Regions from separate parts of the Homo sapiens genome. Here region 2 is linked to region 1. A link is a loop called in an ENCODE intact Hi-C map of the cell type or tissue named here. Cell type or tissue: MCF 10A. All regions are shown on one strand. Each heading gives the region's core, and the rest is flanking DNA. Links, peaks and the distances in the headings are about the cores only. Region 1 has its middle 160 kb from the start of AIPL1. Region 2 holds the start of LOC124903903 (a long non-coding RNA gene).

Region 1 (8,822 bases), core at 1,848-6,847:
AGGATAATTGCTTGAACCTGGGAGGCAGGGGTTGCAGTGAGCCGAGATCGTGCCACTGCATTCTAGCCTGGGCGACAGAGCAAGACTCTGTCTCAAAAAAAAAAAAAAGTCCTTTTGCCCAAATATTTCAAGATGAGAGGTTATAAAGTCTGCTGCTGCTACGCTAGTCCTGCTTCCAGTAAAGCCTAAGGCTAAAAACAGCTCAGGAGAAGGCAGACCTGAGAGCTGGAGAGGTAGAGCCCTGAAAGCATGGTGCCTAAAGCCATATCTAGGGGTGTTGCTACTTGGGGGTCTCTTGAGCCTCAAGCCGTTCCTGAGGCCTTGACTTCCAGCTCTGCTGTGCCTCACAGCATCCAAGGAGAGATTCTTATTCACCAGACAACCCTCTTCTCTGGACAGAGGCTCCTAGGAGATGCCAGAATTGTTAAGGCCATCTGGCCCTGTCTATGTGACCTTAAGTGGCTTGTTGCCCATCTCTGGGGCTCAGCCTGTCTTCTGTGCAAGGAAGGACGAGGACTTGATGGTCTCAAGGACACTTCCAGTTTTGACCTTCTACTTCCTAAGGGTATTTAATCTACAGGCAGACAAGGGATGGCCCAGCCTGCCCCACATCTGTTCGTGGTGAGCACAGCAGTTTCCAGAGAGAAGCCATTTGCCCAGGACCCAGCAGGAAGAGCAATAAAGAAATCCCTCAGCTTCCATATTCTAATTAAATCAGCACAAATTTAATTTGGATGTAATTTTTAAAACATGACCCATAAAAATATCCACAAGCACTGCTCTATTGGGCCTCCTGGAGGAAAGATGGCCTCAGAGGCCAACAAAAGGCCTGATTGGCGCTTTAATCAATAGGTATCTGCGAGGAGACAGTAGAAGGCTCCAGGGGATCTGTGTGTGCTCAGGAGGGCGTTCCTGTGAAACCAGGGATGCGAAGGGCACCAGGACAAGGTAGAGTCAAGAAGACACTGTGGGCTGGGAACGGTGACTCATGTCTGTAATCCCAGCACTTTGGGAGGCCAAGGCGGGTAGATCATGAGGTCAGGAGTTCAAGACCAGCCTTGCCAACATAATGAAACCCCGTCTCTGCTAAAAACACAAAAATTAGCCGGGCGTGGTGGCATGCGCCTGTAGTCCCAGCTGCTCGGGAGGCTGAGGCAGGAGAATCACTTGAATCCAGGAGGCAAAGTTTGCAGTGAACCGAGACCGTGCCATTGAACTCCCGCCTGGGCAACAGAGTGAGACTCCATCTCAAATAAATAAATAAATAAATAAATAAATAAATAAATAAATAAACAAAAAAACAAACAAACAAAGACACCACGAGGCCTTCTGTGATGCTTCAAGGCAAAGGAGGGGAAGAGACAACAGTTCAGGACCAACCTAAAGTGACAGCAGTGTAAGATCAGCCCGAAGTGGGCATGGATGACCATTCCAGAGGCTGGAAGATCGACAGGCTGCACAGTGGGGTCACTAGCTGGGGGCTTGTCGAGTCCCTTAATCCACCTAAGACTCAGTTTTCTTGTCTCTAAAATAGGAATTCTGATACCTGCCTTGTGCACCTCATAGAGTGGTTTTGGAACCAAGGCTGGGATGAAAGCCCCTTGGAAATGGTAAAGTCTCCTTCAAAGGCTAGAGGGCGCCAGGTCACCATCACCTCCTTATTAGTTGATCTTTTCCCAAAGGGGGCTTCAACGTTTCTACCCAGAGTTTATCCTAGAGGTAGCACAATGCAGTGGTCCAGTCTTGGCCTCCAATGGAGACCGCTTGGGTGAAAAGCCTGGCTCTGCCACTGTCTGGTGGTGGAGCCCCACACAAGCTTCTTAACTTCCCTTGGCCTCCCTTTCCTCATCTGTAAAATGGAGATGATGGACGTGATACTTACCTCCTAGGGATATTGGGATTTTAAAAATCCACTTGTGTGAAGTGCTAAGCTGTGGGCCTGCCCAAAAGCAGGTGTTTGTAATTACTGCAGTCGTGCCTGCCAGCCAGTTTCACTCCTCCTCCTCACTGGCACTGCTGCAATTCAGAACAGCCTTGCCCATGGATGCTCACCTGGACAGTGGGACCTTCCCACACCCCCTGCCTCCAGGGCCTCCTCTCCATCCCAGCCTCCTTGCCAGCTGCCAGAGGGTGGCTTACAAGGCCTGCTGCTTCCCTGGCCCCTTAGCATAGAGTCCTCCCTGCTGGGCACGGTACTCACAGCTTTTGCATAATCTGGCCCAAACACGCACCTCCAGCTTCACCTCCTTCCGCACCCACTCCATTCTCTAGCTGCTCTGAGCCGGCTTCCTGCTCCCTAAAGCCCATGTCCATCACATCTTTGTTCATTCACTTGCACCACACTCACATCTTAGAGTGTTTCCTCCCCATTACCTCTGTCACCCTGGAAAACTCCAAAGGTGCTTTCAACCCTGATTGCTCCATCTGCCACCCCAGTCTCTCGTGAGTGGCTCCTTGGCCTCCTTTTCCTGTTATATTCCCACCTTCTCCTGTTCACATACCACATTTTAGCAACACCAACTGCTCACAGGCTTCCCTGGTTTGGGCTGATGAGTAAGAGCTACTGTGGGTAGAGTTTCCCAGGGTGGGAATCCCAAGAGATGTGGAACCCTCAGTCCACACTCTTTAGCCCTAGAGGCCCAACAAGTTGGGACCAAAGGACTGAATCACCTTTTTCCTTCTAATGAGCCCTTTCCAGGGATTTTTTTTTTTTTCAGAGTTTCACTCTGTCACCCAGGCTGGAGTGCATTGGTGCAATCTCGGCTCACTGCAACCTCCGCCTCCCAGGTTCAAGCAACTCTCCTGCCTCAGCCTCCCGAGTAGCTGGGATTACAGATGCACACCACCAGGCCCAGCTAATTTTTGTATTTTTAGTAGAGATGGGGTTTCATCACGTTGGCCAGGCTGATCTTGAACTCCTGACCTCAAGTGATCCACCTGCCTCGGCCTCCCAAACTGCTGGGATTACAGGCGTGAGCCACAGTGCCCGGCCTCCAGCTTATTTTTATGCATATGCTTTCATTTTTAATTTTGTTGAGAAATTTTAAAGATACAGGAAAAACATAAAATCAGCACCCCATATGCACCTACTTATCCACCATGCAGAACTGACAATTTGTTCATGTTACTTGCTTTGTCTTCCTTTTTAGAAATTTATAAAATTTAAATCACATATGTATTATGACATGACAGCCAGACTCAAAGTCTCTTTCTTCCTCATTCCTAATTCTATTTTCTTTCATCCTGCCAAGGCAAACATGATCATGAATTAAATGTGCACTTCTCTGGTTCCATTTTTAAACTTTGGCATAGACACAGAAACCCCTGATAATTCGTAGTATTGCTTCGTGTGTGTTGATCAGCATAAGGGGTAGAATTTCAACATAACCTTCTTCTCTGCTTTCTGCAACACACTCTTCTCATTCAACATGATCGTCTTGAGATTTATCCATATTGCTGCGTGAATCTAGCACATTCCTTTAATTGCTTTTAATTTTATTTTATGAATAGACTCCATTTTATTCAGTTACTCCTCTGATTGCCTGAAATCTAAGTTGTTTCCCTTTTTTTTTTTGTCATTAATTAGTGCTGCAGTAAATACCCTTGCACACCCCTGGGGGGGTTTCTCTAAGGTGGAAACCTAGATGTGGAATTGCTGGTCTTAGCTTTCGTTGCATTTTCAGTGTGGCTGGATATTGCCAAACTCCTCTGCAAAGTGGCTGTGCTAATTCTCACTACTACCAGCAATGTCTGAGTGTGTCTATTTGCAGGAGGCCCTCATTTTATAGGAGAGAAACTGAGGCTCAGACCAGGCAATGGAATTGCCCAAGATCCTGCAGCTAGTCAGTGGTGGAGCCTCGATTAGGACTTGGGCTCTGGACACCACACAAAGGAATGAACTTCCAGAAACATCCTCCTTTTGCCCAGCCAGAGTCAAATTAATGACAAATCTTCCCTTGACCTCTGTCTGATCGGTCTTTGTCCAACCTTGGGAAACACTTGTATTAGTTTCTACTTTGCTAAGAAAGAAAAAAAAAACTCATAATAAAAGTTACTGGCTAATAACAAGTATCTTGTGTCATGGAAATTTTGCATATATTCTTCAACAATAAAAATGAAAACATGTTTTCCTTTAGTAAAGGAATTTCTGTTCTACTGCACTTATCACCCCTGGGAAGGAAATCTGATGTACCTTGACTCTATTTTATGACCATCTTGGAGAACAGCGATGTTGTCAATGGAAGCATGAAGAAACTATAGGAATAAAATTAGACAGAGATGGAGACAATGATACTAAAATAAATATCATTTGAAATTGGATTTTGTGGTAACAGCACAGCAGTCGTCACTGGGAGCGTGAAGGTCACGCGTCAGACATGGAGAACACCAGGCCCTGGTGCCAAAACATTTTGCTTCCAAAAGCATGGTCCTCCCTGGACTGCTTTCAAGGTTGCCTTTACCTGTAACACCTCCATCCACACAAGGCACGGTCAGTGCAGAAACACGTGACAAGGCTGACACACAAAGATGGGCGAGTCGGGGCACGGGGAAGGAAGTTCACCTGTCAGGCCAAACTCAGATCACAGCCGCCAGGTGAGCCACTGGGTGGTGCCAGAAAGGTTCCTGCAGATGTCCTGGCAGAGAAAGGTGGAGAAAGATCCCCGCCTAGTGGAACAGACAGTGGTCAGGAGATAAGGGAGATCCCAACACTAGTTACTTGTTTATTGCCTCTCCCATCTACCAGACTTTTTCTTTTCTTTTTCTTTTTCTTTTTCTTTTTCCTTTTTTTTTTTTTTTTTTTTTGTGAGATGGAGTTTTGCTCTGTCACCAGGCTGGAGTGCAGTGGTGCAATCTCAGCTCACTGCAACCTCCGCCTCCCGGGTTCAAGCTATTCTCCTGCCTCAGGCTCCCGAGTAGCTGGGACTATAGGCTCCTGCTGCCATGCCCAGCTAGTTTTTTGCATTTTAGTAGAGATGGGGTTTCACCATGTTTCCTAGGCTGGTCTCGATCTCCTGACGTCGTGATCCGCCCGCTTCAGCCTCCCAAAGTGCAGGCATTACAGGCGTGAGCCACCCACACTCAGCCTACCAGACTTTAAACTTCTTGACAGCTATAGCTTTTTCTCTGATTATCTTAATATTTCCAAAGTTTAGAAATGTTCCTAACACATAGTAGGTACTCAATAAATGTTAGTTTTTGAGTCAATGACTGAATGAATCCTGGGAACATCATCCCCAGCCAAGCCAGAGCTCAGCTTGTCCAGGCTGCAGCAGACTATCTGGCAGTAGATCACCCAACCCAGTCCAGCCTTGAAGAACCCCTCCCACCAGATTCCCCCTCCATGAAGCCTCTTCTAGTTGCTCCAGGGGGGCTCTCTAGTCTTTTTTAAAAAATATCCTGCTTCCTTCAGAGTAAGCCCCATACAATCAGGCAAGTATTCCTGGAGTTCTCTTGGCAACTTCCTCTCCCCGTGGTACATCAGTCACCAAAGCCCTCTCCACTCCACCTTCCAAGTCCCCTTCCCCTGCCTTAGGCCAAATCCCATCTTCTCAGCCAGTCTCCCTGACTTCAGACCTACTACCTTGTAGCAGGCAGTTTTCACTTGGTTATGCTGCAGTAACAAACAACCTCTCAGTTTCAGAATCTTGCAACAGCAAGATCTAGTTGCAACTCTCCTGCACTGGCGGGATCCAGGATTCAGGCTGGAGCAACAGTCTCTGTCTGAGACATGCCATTTTCCTAGCAAGAAAAGGCGAGAGAGCAGCACAAAAATGCAATGCCTCTGTGGTGGTTTTAAAATCTTTTTTACAAATGTTTTTATACTCCTTGCTTCGAGAGGTGGAGTTTAATTCTCCTCCCCTTGAGTATAAGTTGGAGTTAGTGACCCACTTATAATTACCAGCCCATAGCAGAACTGCTGGTGTGTAGTCTCTGAAAATAGGTCATAAAAGCACTGTGGCTCATTCTTGGATCTTGGAGCACTGCTCTGGGGCAGGCCAGCTGCCATGTCACTAGGACACTCGGCATCTTTATGGAGGAGACGTTGTGGTGAGGGACGGAGGCCTCCTGCCAACAGCCAGCACTACTGGCTATGTGAGGGAGCCACCTTGGAAGCAGATCCTCCAGCCCCAGTCAAGTCTTCGGATGACTGTGGCCCAACTGATATCTTGGCTGAAACCTCAAGGGTGACTGAGCCAGAACCAACCGGCAATGCTCCTCCTAGACTCCTTTCCCAGAGAAACTGTGTGAGATAATAAATATTTATTGTGTTGGGCCACTATGTTTAAGGGTAATTCATTATGCAGCAGTAGATAACTAACACAGCCTTTTAAAGCTTCTGGTCAGAATTGGTGTATGTCACTCTACTCTCATTTAATTGGCCAAAACAGATCACAAGATCAGCCTGGCATCAAATACCTATGGAAACATTGCAAGTCATAGAGGAATGGGTAAGGAAATATAGCCTGCTTACAGGAAGAGGGAGTGAATGGTTAAGCACAATAGTAGAGTTCACCATATCCTACCCCAATTCGTCCTGTTCCTTCTCCCACCATAAAACACAAAGTTGACCATATCAGCTTCCGTTCTTAAAACACTTTAGTGGCTCTTCGATGCCTCCAGCACAAAGTGTTACCTCTTCCATCAATCCTTCCAGGCTTCCATGTTCTTCCTCTGCCTCAGTGCCACCCTCTATCAGCTTGTGACTCTATCCTGTGCTCTGATTTGTCTGTTCACCTGTGCATCTCCTTGATAGCAGAGACCACACTGATTCATCTTTCTCTCCTGATTTCTCAGCACAGGGTCAGATGGTCTAATTTTGTGATGAATGGATGGATGACTGGATGGATGGATGGATGGATGGATAGATAGATAGATGGGTAAATGGAAGGCTGAATAGATGCAGGGAGGGACAGGCAGCAGAGAAAGTATGGGGATAAATGAGCAGCAATCCTTTGGAGTTTTGCAGCTGTTGCATATGTGAGCCTTCTCTCTCTGACCAGACAAGCAACTTCTACCTCCGAACCCTGGCCTGGGAATCAGGAATCAAAAGGTGTGTGTTAAAGTCTTGGCCTTGTCTTGTAATGGTTTTGTGGCATTGGGAAGGTTCAAAGTTTTAATCACTAGTGAAAGTTAAAAATGCCTGAGGAACAAAATCAAAATGAATGAAGATCTGATACAGTGCCTTACAGACTGATATATACTGCGCCTGTGAGGTGTGCCCCTCTCCAGCCTCTCCCATGTGCTGCAAATAAGCATAGAGGTGGACTGTCAGTGTCCTATGTCCCTGAGAACCTTGAGTAAACCACAAGCTGCCCTTAGGACCTGGCTGTGAGACTGCAGGACAAGGGCCTGGACAATGGAGGAGAAACAGATACCTGGAACTGTCACCAAAGGCCCCTACAACTCCTCTGGAGGGCAGCCTCAGGATGGGAATAACTTTGGGCTCTCCTTTCTTTATCATAACAGTCACCGTGGTGATAGTGGCCACCACCATTCTCTGCAGGCCACCAGGCACTGGTCCACAGAGCTCTGGGAGATGAGCAGCACACGGCTGTCTACCCTGCCATGCGGGTAGATTCACAGAAGCCATGTGTCTTTGGCCTGACTCTGTCTTCCTGGCTAGAGCCCATTGGTCCAGACAGGAACATTTGACCCCAGGTGAGCTTTAAATGTTGAACAGAGAGTTTTGGAGCCAAGTCACATCAAGGGTGGGGTGGTCTGGAAGGTGCCAAAAACCCCTGCTGATTACAACAATTTTCCTTGTTGCTCAAACTCATTAGAGATGGTTTTTGTCATTTGAAGCTAAAGGATCCTTTAAACCTCATGACAGGCCGGGTGCAGTGGCTCACGCCTGTAATCCCAGCACTTTGGGAGGCCAAGGCAGGTGTATCACAAGGTCAGGAGATGGAGACCATCCTGGCTAACATGTTGAAACCCCGTCTCTAATAAAAATACAAAAAAATTAGCCAAGCACGGTGGTGCGTGCCTGTAGTCCCAGCTACTCCGGAGGCTGAGGCAGGAGAATGGCATGAATCTGGGAGGCGGAGCTTGCAGTGAGCCAAGATGGCACAACTGCACTCCAGCCTGGGTGACAGAGCGAGACTCCATCTCAAAACAAACAAACAAACAAAACAAAACAAAACAAAAAAAACCTCATGACAAACCAGCAAAAAAAAAAAAAAAAAAAACCACAACATTTTATTGTGCCCATTTCACAGATAAAGGAACTAAGAAGCTGAGAGCTGTATCGACCAGCTCAAGTCCCTCAGCTAAGAAAGTACAGAGGAAAAGTAGTGCCTCACCAGTCCCATTATCTCAACAGTCCTCACAATAGCCCCACTGTGAGGACTGGCAGAGCAGCATGTTCATTCCCAATTTGCAGATGAGAAAACTGAGGCTCCAAAAAGAGAAGTGACTTTCCCAAGGTCATACCATGAGCAAGCAACCGAAAGGACCCAAACCAAAGTTTTCAGACTCTTGTCCAAGGGCTCTTTGCCCTGCCCCTGCCCCCTACTCCCAGGATCCCTTCTGCTAGCAGCTCCCCTAAAGTGCTGACCTTGTGCCCTGAATCTACCTACTCACTCAGAGAGAAGTTATGTGGCCTTGGAGCTACTTCCTGAACAAGCAAAGGAACAGCTGCTGGCCCCAGCCTAGGAGAAGAGAGAGCCTTTGTAAGAGTTAAAGAAAGAGGAAAGAAACTCGAAGTGTGCCTCAACAGTCAAAGACAGGTTTATTTTAGAGAAATAAATCTGAGAGGGGCTTCTGGCCAATTTCGGTCAGGAGCATTGTCTCTTACAGACTAAGAGTATATATTGGTTTTA
Region 2 (8,822 bases), core at 2,260-7,259, 570 kb before region 1:
GATTAGATAAGGGCATCAGAGTGAAGCTGCTGGGATGGGACTGGAGGCTTTATAAGAAAAGGAATGGAGACCTGAGCTGGCATGCTCTTGCCCTCTTGCCATGTGATAACTTCAGCCTTGTTATGACAAAGCATGAAGGTCCCTACAAGATGCTGGTGCCGTGTACTTGGACTTCCCAGCCTCCAGAACCATGAGCTAAATGAACTTCTTTTTTAGAAAAATAAATCACCCAGTCTGTGGTATTCTGTTATAGCAATAGCAACAGAAAACAGACTAAGACAACGGGAACACAGGCATTTATGGATGTGCTTAGCAAGCCTGGGTTGGGGCCCCAGCTCCTTCTATCCATGTAAATGGCAAGGGGCCCAGGACAAAGGGAGCAGAGCAAACAATGCTCAGAAAGGGGGCCTGGGAGTCAGAGGAGGGCTTGTTCTGAGAAACAACATAATGGCTGCTGCTTGAAAGTCCTCCCTTGCTACCTGTTGACCCAATCGCCATGGCAACTTGTGTTTACTCTGGGAAGAGTTGCTATTGTCAAAAAGAGAGCTATAACTCCCAAGGGCCCAAGCAACCCTTGGGGAGCCCATCTAGGTGTATGAAGTTAGTGGTGAGGGAGCGTGTCTGCAGCCACTCTGCAGTGGCGATTATGGAGCAAGAACAGGGGAGCATCCCGGGGGATCTGCGCCTGGGGCAGTGGAGAAGTGGGCAGCAGACTTGGCTCAGTGGCAACAGCAGAAAGTGTGGGAAGAACAGGGTGTTGTGCTGGAGACCAGGATCCCAGTGGAAATTGAGACTGAGAGAGGAAGACAGAGGGAGGGAACTAGGGGAAACAGTCTTGGGGCTTGATGCTGTGACTTCATATGTGTCATTTGGGTTACAAATATGAATATGGGATAGTAGGGGGATGGTTCAGCTGCCTCAACCTGTCTTTGTAACAGTCATGGCATTCTGCATAGTGAAAAGATCAGAATGGAGCAGGAGTTTATAAGCTCAAATTCATCTTGCAGACATGTTTCACGAAGGTCAAAAATTGGGTACCTTTAGGCAGGTCCTACCTTCTAATTGCCATGCACCCCACCCCTTCCTACTGTCTCACACCTGGCCCAGTTCACTTATTGCTATCACTTGCCTAAGCCCTGGAGGTATGTGAGTTTGCAGCCTGTGGGTGGATGTCCTCCAAGGGCCTTTCCAGCTCTCATGTTACAAAGTGGCTTTGCAGCCCTCGTCTCACTTGCCGTCCTCCATCCCACCCCCTCATATCCAGAGCTCCCCTAAGAACCACTCCCCCTTCTCCATGCACATCTGCCTCATGCCTGCCTTGCTTAGGCTGCCCTACCTGCCTGCAAGCCCTTCCACTCTGGAGACCTCCAACTTGTCTTCCAAGTCTCCATTCAGGGTTCTCCAGCTTCATGATGTCTTTTCCTTGTCCCCTCTGATGCAGTCTGAGCACTCCTGTCTTTGTGTCCTCACTTTGGCCAGACACTGTGATGGCTTTTGTCCTTGTCTCCCTTGGCTGCTAGCCTTGGAGCAGCATGGGGCCTACGCTCTGCTCATCTCCCAGTTTTTGGTGCCTAGCATGGTGCTATAGGAGGGAAGGTATTACATCTCCGTACACTGCTGAGTAATCAGGCACTGGCTCAGAGAGGTTCACCATGTTGTCCAGGGTCACACAGCTAATGAGATAAGCAGAGTTAGTACCAGAATTCAGGTCTTCTTCCTTGAAGTGTCCACTGGGCTTTCTCTGCACCAGGTATCACAACTTGCAGGGAAAACCCAGGATGCTTTAATCATTTGAAATGAACCAGGCAATAGATTAGTGATGAGAAATAATGGATATGGCTGATCTATCTGTCTGTCTGTCTAACATATATATGAGATATATGTCAATATATATACTCCACAGAGATGACCGAGTGGGTGCTATTCAGAAAACACATCGGAGTTAGTCCTTTCCCCAGAAAGTTGACCTCCACTCTTGGGCATCCTCTTCTGGATCGAGGAAGGTCCTGTTGGGTAAGGACTCCCAAAGCATCAGCTGAGTACACTGGCATTGTTCCATGTCAGGGTGTGGATGGAAGAATGCCTGTTTAGTCATGTGGGCTCTGCAGCCACAGTTCAAATCCCAGCTCTGCAACTTATGAGCTGTGTGACCCTGGATAAATGAGCTAACCCTTCTGTGCCGCAGTTTCCTTATTTATAACCAACTCATGGTGATAGTTTCTAGCCTCTTGAGGCATTGAGAGGATTGATGCTGTGACCTCATATGTATCATTTGGGTTACAAATATGAATATGGGATGGCAGGGGGGTGGTCCATCTGGCCTCAACCTGTCTTTGTAACAGTCGTGACATTCTGCATATATATACTCCCATATACATGAGAGGATTAAATGAGTTAACCCGTGTAAAGCACACAGTGAGCCCTAATGTGAGTGCCTCTGCCATTAATATTGTCAGTTTGTCTGTGAGTGGGCAAGAGGGCCTGGCACTAGAAATCAGGGGACGTGGCCCTGGTCTGGCTCTGCCTTTGGCTATCCTTCCCCAACTCTCCTGCAGGGGGCAGGATGGGTGGGTTCCATGTTCTTGGGGATTTTTGCAATTCCTTTGCCCCTGCAGCACTCTTCTCTGTGGCTTCTGCAACTGCTTTGGGACGAAGCCTCTTGAGTAGATGAAAGGGAGTGGGAAGTTGAGAGCATCCCCGCTCCCTGCCACCTCCTGCGTCTTCTTAATGAGCTGCCACTATCTCTGTGGGGTGTGGGGTCGTGCTAGCTCCCATCTGGAGGGAGGCTGGCTCTGACCTTGCTCTCCAGGTGCCAGCTCACCTCCAGGGAGGTAGTTTCCCGAATGCTGACCCCAGGCCAGGCCCTGTCCTCCAGGGACTCAAAGTCACTTTACACTTCAGGGCAGCGAGTGCAGTGCAGGCCAAGCACAGGGGACTGGGTGATCCCAGCCAGGAGGGGAGGGGCTCAAGGAGAGGGTCGGGAGGAGGTGACCCGGGAATACTGAAGGTCCAGTAGGAGGTGATTAGAGGGTTAAGGGTGAGCATTCCAGGAAGACAATGGCCTGGGCTGAGGCCACAGAGGAACAAGCTAGCCATGTTCAGTTGTTCAGCGGGCTAGGGTGGAAAATGGCCAGATTCCAACCTCCTAGCCTGGGAGGATCACTTCTGGGAGGGAGAACCTAGGCCCCGGCCAGGATTCCTGTGGTCAGTTTGGGCTGAGGAAGGTGGGATGCTGAGCCCATTGCTTCTCTGGTTTTAAGCCCTTTTCAGTGTATCTTGGAAAAGAAAACACACCTCTTCTTCTGTGCCTCTTCTTCCTGGGGGCAGGGGGTAGGCTTAAAAGTGGCATTAAACACCTTATTCCCAAAGCCCTGGGATGTCAATGATGGGGTTCCCTGATGAGCTCCTGGGTGTTGCTCACCTTCATGCCAGCCTCCCGGCCTTCCTGCATTATGAAGGAAGCTCCAGAAGCCCAGCTTTGGCCAGCTGCAAAGCCAGTGGGGGCCCAGTGCTGGGAGGCCATATGGGGAGCTGGGCAGAGGGGTACCTTGGCCGACCTAGGGACTTCAAGCTGGTCCCTGAGCTAAGCAATTGCGCGGCGGTGCTCAGGGCAGGCCTGCCTTTCTGGGCCTTCAGACTTCCCACCATCTGCTTAGTGAGGCCCTCTGTTTAAATTCTCTACTTGTCTCGGCTTCCACAAAATAATTAGCATCTATTCGTTCCTAGAGCTTGCTTGGCGACATTAGTCATTGTAGGAGCTTTCAGTGCGGCTTGCAGAAATTTCCATTTGATGCAAAGTTGAAAATGGCTTAAGTGGGACTCCACGGGCCCCACTTACTTTACCAGCATCTGGTGCCTTGGTTTGTTTCCTCCTACCTGCTTCTTTGCTGCCTTCTGAGCAGGTGTGGGGCCTGATGATGACAAAGGGAGAGGAGGGCACTCAGACAAGAGAGGATGCTGTCCTCCTGGGACACCGTGGGGAAGGAGACTCACAAGGAAAACCCATCTGGGGTGGGAGAGGGAGGAGGAGGTTTTTAGTGCTGCAGCCACCTAGGCCCTTCCCGCAGGGACAGAGCTTTTGTAAGGGAGCGATTTATGTGTTGAGCTGCAAAGGAGGCCACATAAACCCAATCCCGGTTCAGGCATGAAATCCGCTGCAGAACAATTCTCTGACATATTTGCTTACAAAACTAACATGCACGATTGCAGAACAACCTGCTCTCTGAGGCATGAGTGGCTCAAAGCCCTTTGGCTTTTCTTGAAAGCAGTGCTTTGGCTCTCATGAGAACCCAGCTGCTCTAGCGTTGGTCAGTTTACATATTCCTGAGCCAGAGAAAGGGAGAAGGTGCTGCCTCCTGGCGGTCCTGTGGGGAATGAATGTGGGGCAAGCCAGTTCCTGAAATCATGCTTCACACTCCCTGGGCTGCAAAATGCTTTCCTTCCATCAACCCTCTCAGGTGGATGTTAAGGTCTTATCTGAGCCAATGGGGAGATGGACATTCAGGGAGAGGAAGGGCCATGCTTTGTGATTCTGGCCTTTCTTTGCCTATCTGTAAAATGATCTGGTTGTCTGTAATCCCAGCACTTTGGGAGGCCGAGACGGGCAGATCACCTGAGGTCAGGAGTTCGAGACCAGCCTGGCCAACATGGTGAAACCTTGTCTCTACTAAAAAATACAAAAATTAGCAAGGCTTGGTGGTGGGCACCTGTGGTTCCAGCTACTAGGGAAGCTGAGGCAGGAGGATTGCTTCAATCCAGGAGGCAGAGGTTGCAGTGAGCTGAGATCGTGCTACTGTACTCCAGCCTGGGCAACAGAGTGAGACCCTGTCTCAAAAAAAAAAAAAAAAAAAAAGGACCTGGTTGGACAAAGCAATCTCTGAGGGCTGTCCACATTTAGTCTCTCCCTTGTGGTGTGCATTGGGCCTGAGGGGTTTTACCCCTATGGCGGTCCACAGGGGGACCCTGCCCTGGTCAGTGGCCCATGCAGCAAGACGCATGGTGCTGTGCGACGCTTTGGGTCTGCAGTGTAAGACAGATCTGGGTCCAAGCCCTGGCCTGGCCCTGTTTTAGCTGTCCGGTCTATGGCAAGTTGGCTTCCCTGGCTGGATCTTGGTTTTCTTCTCATCCACAAAGTGGGGTCAGCTCCCTCTTCTGCCTGCCTTATGCCTCACTCCAGTGTGAGTGTCAAAGAAGAGAATCAATATGGAAATGCCTTGTGGATGAAAAGGTGGTGTTTGATTTTCTTTTGCAAAACATGATATATGCAAATTATACCAGAAATCAAATCTCACAAAAAGATGATGAAAGATAAGCTTCCCTTCCTACCTGTCTCCCACTTCTTCTCTCTAGATACAACCTATTATTACTCCTTGTGTGCGCTTCCTTAGAGACTTTCCATATGTCCAATATATATGTGCAAAGAGTGACATCTCAAGTATTTATACATCCATCTATCTATCTCACTTAGATGATTTTTAGGACTTTTAGAAATATCCGTTCAGCAAATATCCACTTTCCTTCTCTTCCTCCCAGGAAAATGCTCCCTGGCCCCATTGGTATTGGACTTGGCCATGACTTACTCTGGCTAATGGGATATGAACCAGTGTGACATGAACAAAGATTTGAAATATAGTTGGTAGAAATCTCCTCTAGTGCTTCTGCCATGACCATGAGAGGAATAAGCCCTAGCTAGCTGGCTGATCCCAGAAGAATGAGAGCTGTGGATTGGAGCCACTCCAGCCTATCTGTGGGAGTGTAGAAGAAAAAGAAAACTGTCCCAACTGACTGCACACCTTTGAGCCTGAAAATAATGCTTATTGTTGTATGTCATTGAGTTTTGGGGATGTTTGTCATGTAGCAATTGCTAACTGATACAATATATATGTTTACTTTTTTTCTAAACTGTATGGGAACATATATACAATATTGTGCACCTTGCTTTCTTCACATAATGTGTATTGGAAATTGCTCTGTATTGGTACATGTACATGTCTCTCAATTTTAATGGCTGTATAATATTCCATCTTATAGTATGTTCCTTATTGATGGATGGGTAGGTTGCTTCTGTCTTTTCCTATTATAGGTTGAATATCCCTTATCTGATGCTTAGGACCAGAAATGTTTTGGAGTTCAGATTTTTTTGGATTTTGGAATGTTTGCATTATGTACTTACTAGTTGAGCATCCCTAATCCAGAAATCTGAAATCTGAAATATTTCAATGAGCATTTACCTTTGAGTGTCATGTTGGTACTCAAAAAGTTTTGAATTTTGAAGCATTAAATGATGATTTTGGATTTGGGATGCTCAACTTGTACAACAATATTGTAATGACTCATAATTATATTGCAGGACAAGTACCTGGAAGGAGAAATTACCAGGTCAAAGAGTATGTTCAAAACTGTTGAACCAATTTACACTCTCACCATCCGTATATGACAACTGTTGTTTCCCCACAATAGGGATATTACTTTGAGGATGCCTCTTTACTGCAGCAGAAGTTCTGATTCTTGTTCTACAGCCCCACAGTCTTCAAACCTCACCATGAGGTTTCAAAAAGCAGTGTTTTCCCAGAGTGGTATGTGATTTTAGGTGGTACCAGAGACGATTTTTAAAAGGTACACAGAAAAGATACTAATGAACAATGAATCACGCAGTGATAAAATGATTCACTTTCCAAATCTCTACTGCTCCTCTGATTCCATCAGGGAGAAAGTCCCAGCTGGATGCTGATGTATTTTAACACTTCTCTAGCAGTTGCTAATTTTCCCTTGAACTCAGAGCCTTCGGTGGGCAGTAGTACTTAGCTTTCACTGGATTCATTAAAAAAAATTAATTTGTTTTTAATGGACAAATAAAAACTAAATATATTTATCATGTACAATGTGATGTTTTGAAATGTATATGTGGTGGAATGACTAAATTGAGTTATTTAACATACGCATTACTTCACATCCTTACCATTTTTTTATGGTAAGAACACTTAAAATCTACTGTCTTAGCATAATTTTCAAGAATACAATACATACTTATGGTCACTATGTTGTACAATAGACCTCTTGAACTCATTCCTCGTATTTAACTAACATGTTGTATCCTTTGACCAATCCTCATTTCCTGGTAATCACTGTATTCATTTTTTACCAGTTAATTTTATTTACTGGCTAATGTTCCTGATTTTTCTTTGTTGGAGAGTGATTGCAAATTTCCTTTGAAAATAAATTTATTTCATTACAAAAAGCTTGTGCTCAGATTTATTTACTTTTTTTTTGGAAGTAATGTTAGACATACAGAAGGGTGGCAAAAATGGTACAGGGCTTCCTATATTCCCTTCACTCTGCTTCCACCAGTGCTAACACCTTACATAACCGCAGGACAATTATGGAAACCAGAAAATTAACATCGATTTGATACTCTTGACTAATCTACAGACCTTATTTGAATTTTGCCAGTTTTCCCACTAGTGTCCTTTTTCTTGTCCAGATCTAATCCAAGATCCCACATTGCCTTTACTAGTTGATATGGTTTGATTGATAGGTCTACACTCAAATCTCATGTCGAATTGCAATCCCCAGTGTTTGAGGTGGGCCTAGTGGGAGGTAATTGGATCATGGGGTGGATTTCCCCCTTTGGTGCTGTTCTTGTGATAGAGTTCTCATGAGATCTGGTTGTTTAAAACTGTGCAGCACCTCCTCCTCCTCTCTGTTCCTCCTCCTCTGGCCATGTGAAGATGTGCCTGTTTCCCCTTCACCTTCTACTATATTGTAAGTTTCTTGAGACCCCCCAGCCATGCTTCCTGTACAGCCTGCAGAACCATGAGCCAATTAACCTCTTTTCTTTATAAATCACCCAGTCTCAGATATTTCTTTGTAACAGTGTGAGAGTGGACTAATACAGTAGTCCCAGCTATTTAATTTCCCCCACATTGTGACAGTTCTTATGTCTTTATCTTTCATGATCTTGATAAGTTTGAAGAGAACTGGCCAGTTATTTTGTAGATCATCACTTAACTTGGGTTTGTCTGGTATTTTCTCATGCATACCACAGAAGTGATGTTTTGCCATTCTCAATACATCTTAGGAAGAGGTACATGATGTCATATGGCTTAGGTGACCCATGCTTGGCAGAGGTTTGGGAAAACCTTGCATAGGTGGAGACAGTTTGTGGTTGTCCTCTGGTAACTTCTGTGATGTGGATCTGTGTCTGGGCAATAGTCCTCCCGATCCTGGCCTGCCATGAGGAGGCCGACCACCCTCTGCCCTTGTCAAAACTCATGGTGCAGCTCTGAAGTGTCTATGATGGAAACCAGCAACCCCATCCCCAGCACCCTGCTTCCTAACGTTGGTCCTGAATGGTGACTGAGCTAAGACTCTATTGAGCTTTCATTTCTGTGCCTTCTGAGACATGTTCATGCTGGTTCAGATGAAAGGTGCGAGACAGCTCTTTGGATTTGATCTTCCCTCAGATGAAACATTTTAGGCTAGAAAATAAAGACGTCCCAGGCAGGTGGGAGTCAGTGACACCCTTGATAGAGGCATCTCTGCAGTTTTTCCTTTCAACCCCAAAAGAGATTTTCCCAACTGATATTGCTCACCATCTGTTGCCAAGCTATTGCTTTGTTTGACTTTCTTTCCCTTCATGTTTTGGAAAATGTTCTGTGAAATCCCAATCTCTCTTCCCTCTGTGATCTGAAGAAACTCTCTCTTTCGGCTTCTTCCCCACCTACCTCTGGAAAGACACTGGAGTCTTGGAGCGGCTGCTGGCTCCTGGGCAGCTGGTGCTAGTTTAGGTCTCAGATAATATTGCCCTGAGGAGAAAAGCCAAT

Evidence for each region. Peaks named below come from ENCODE experiments on the same cell type or tissue, not always from the same donor. Only the 100,000 strongest peaks of a DNase experiment are listed, where the experiment ranks them.
Region 2: it touches region 1 in a loop (6-fold over the local background); 2 of 110 quality-filtered maps call a loop at or near these places.

The regions. Positions count from the first base shown.
Region 1 is chr17:6,275,274-6,284,095 of GRCh38, forward strand. No RefSeq gene overlaps it. Among named protein-coding and RNA genes, the nearest start is that of AIPL1, 160 kb to the right of the region's middle. In MCF 10A, for the core only: a CTCF peak has its summit at 4,620 (motif pointing right); a DNase peak (open chromatin) is centred at 4,608.
Region 2 is chr17:5,702,681-5,711,502 of GRCh38, forward strand. It overlaps LOC124903903 (a long non-coding RNA gene), which reads right to left and starts at 1,421. Exons shown (of 2, transcript XR_007065592.1): 1 at 1,337-1,421. In MCF 10A, for the core only: CTCF peaks have their summits at 2,542 (motif pointing right) and 4,367 (motif pointing left); a DNase peak (open chromatin) is centred at 4,351.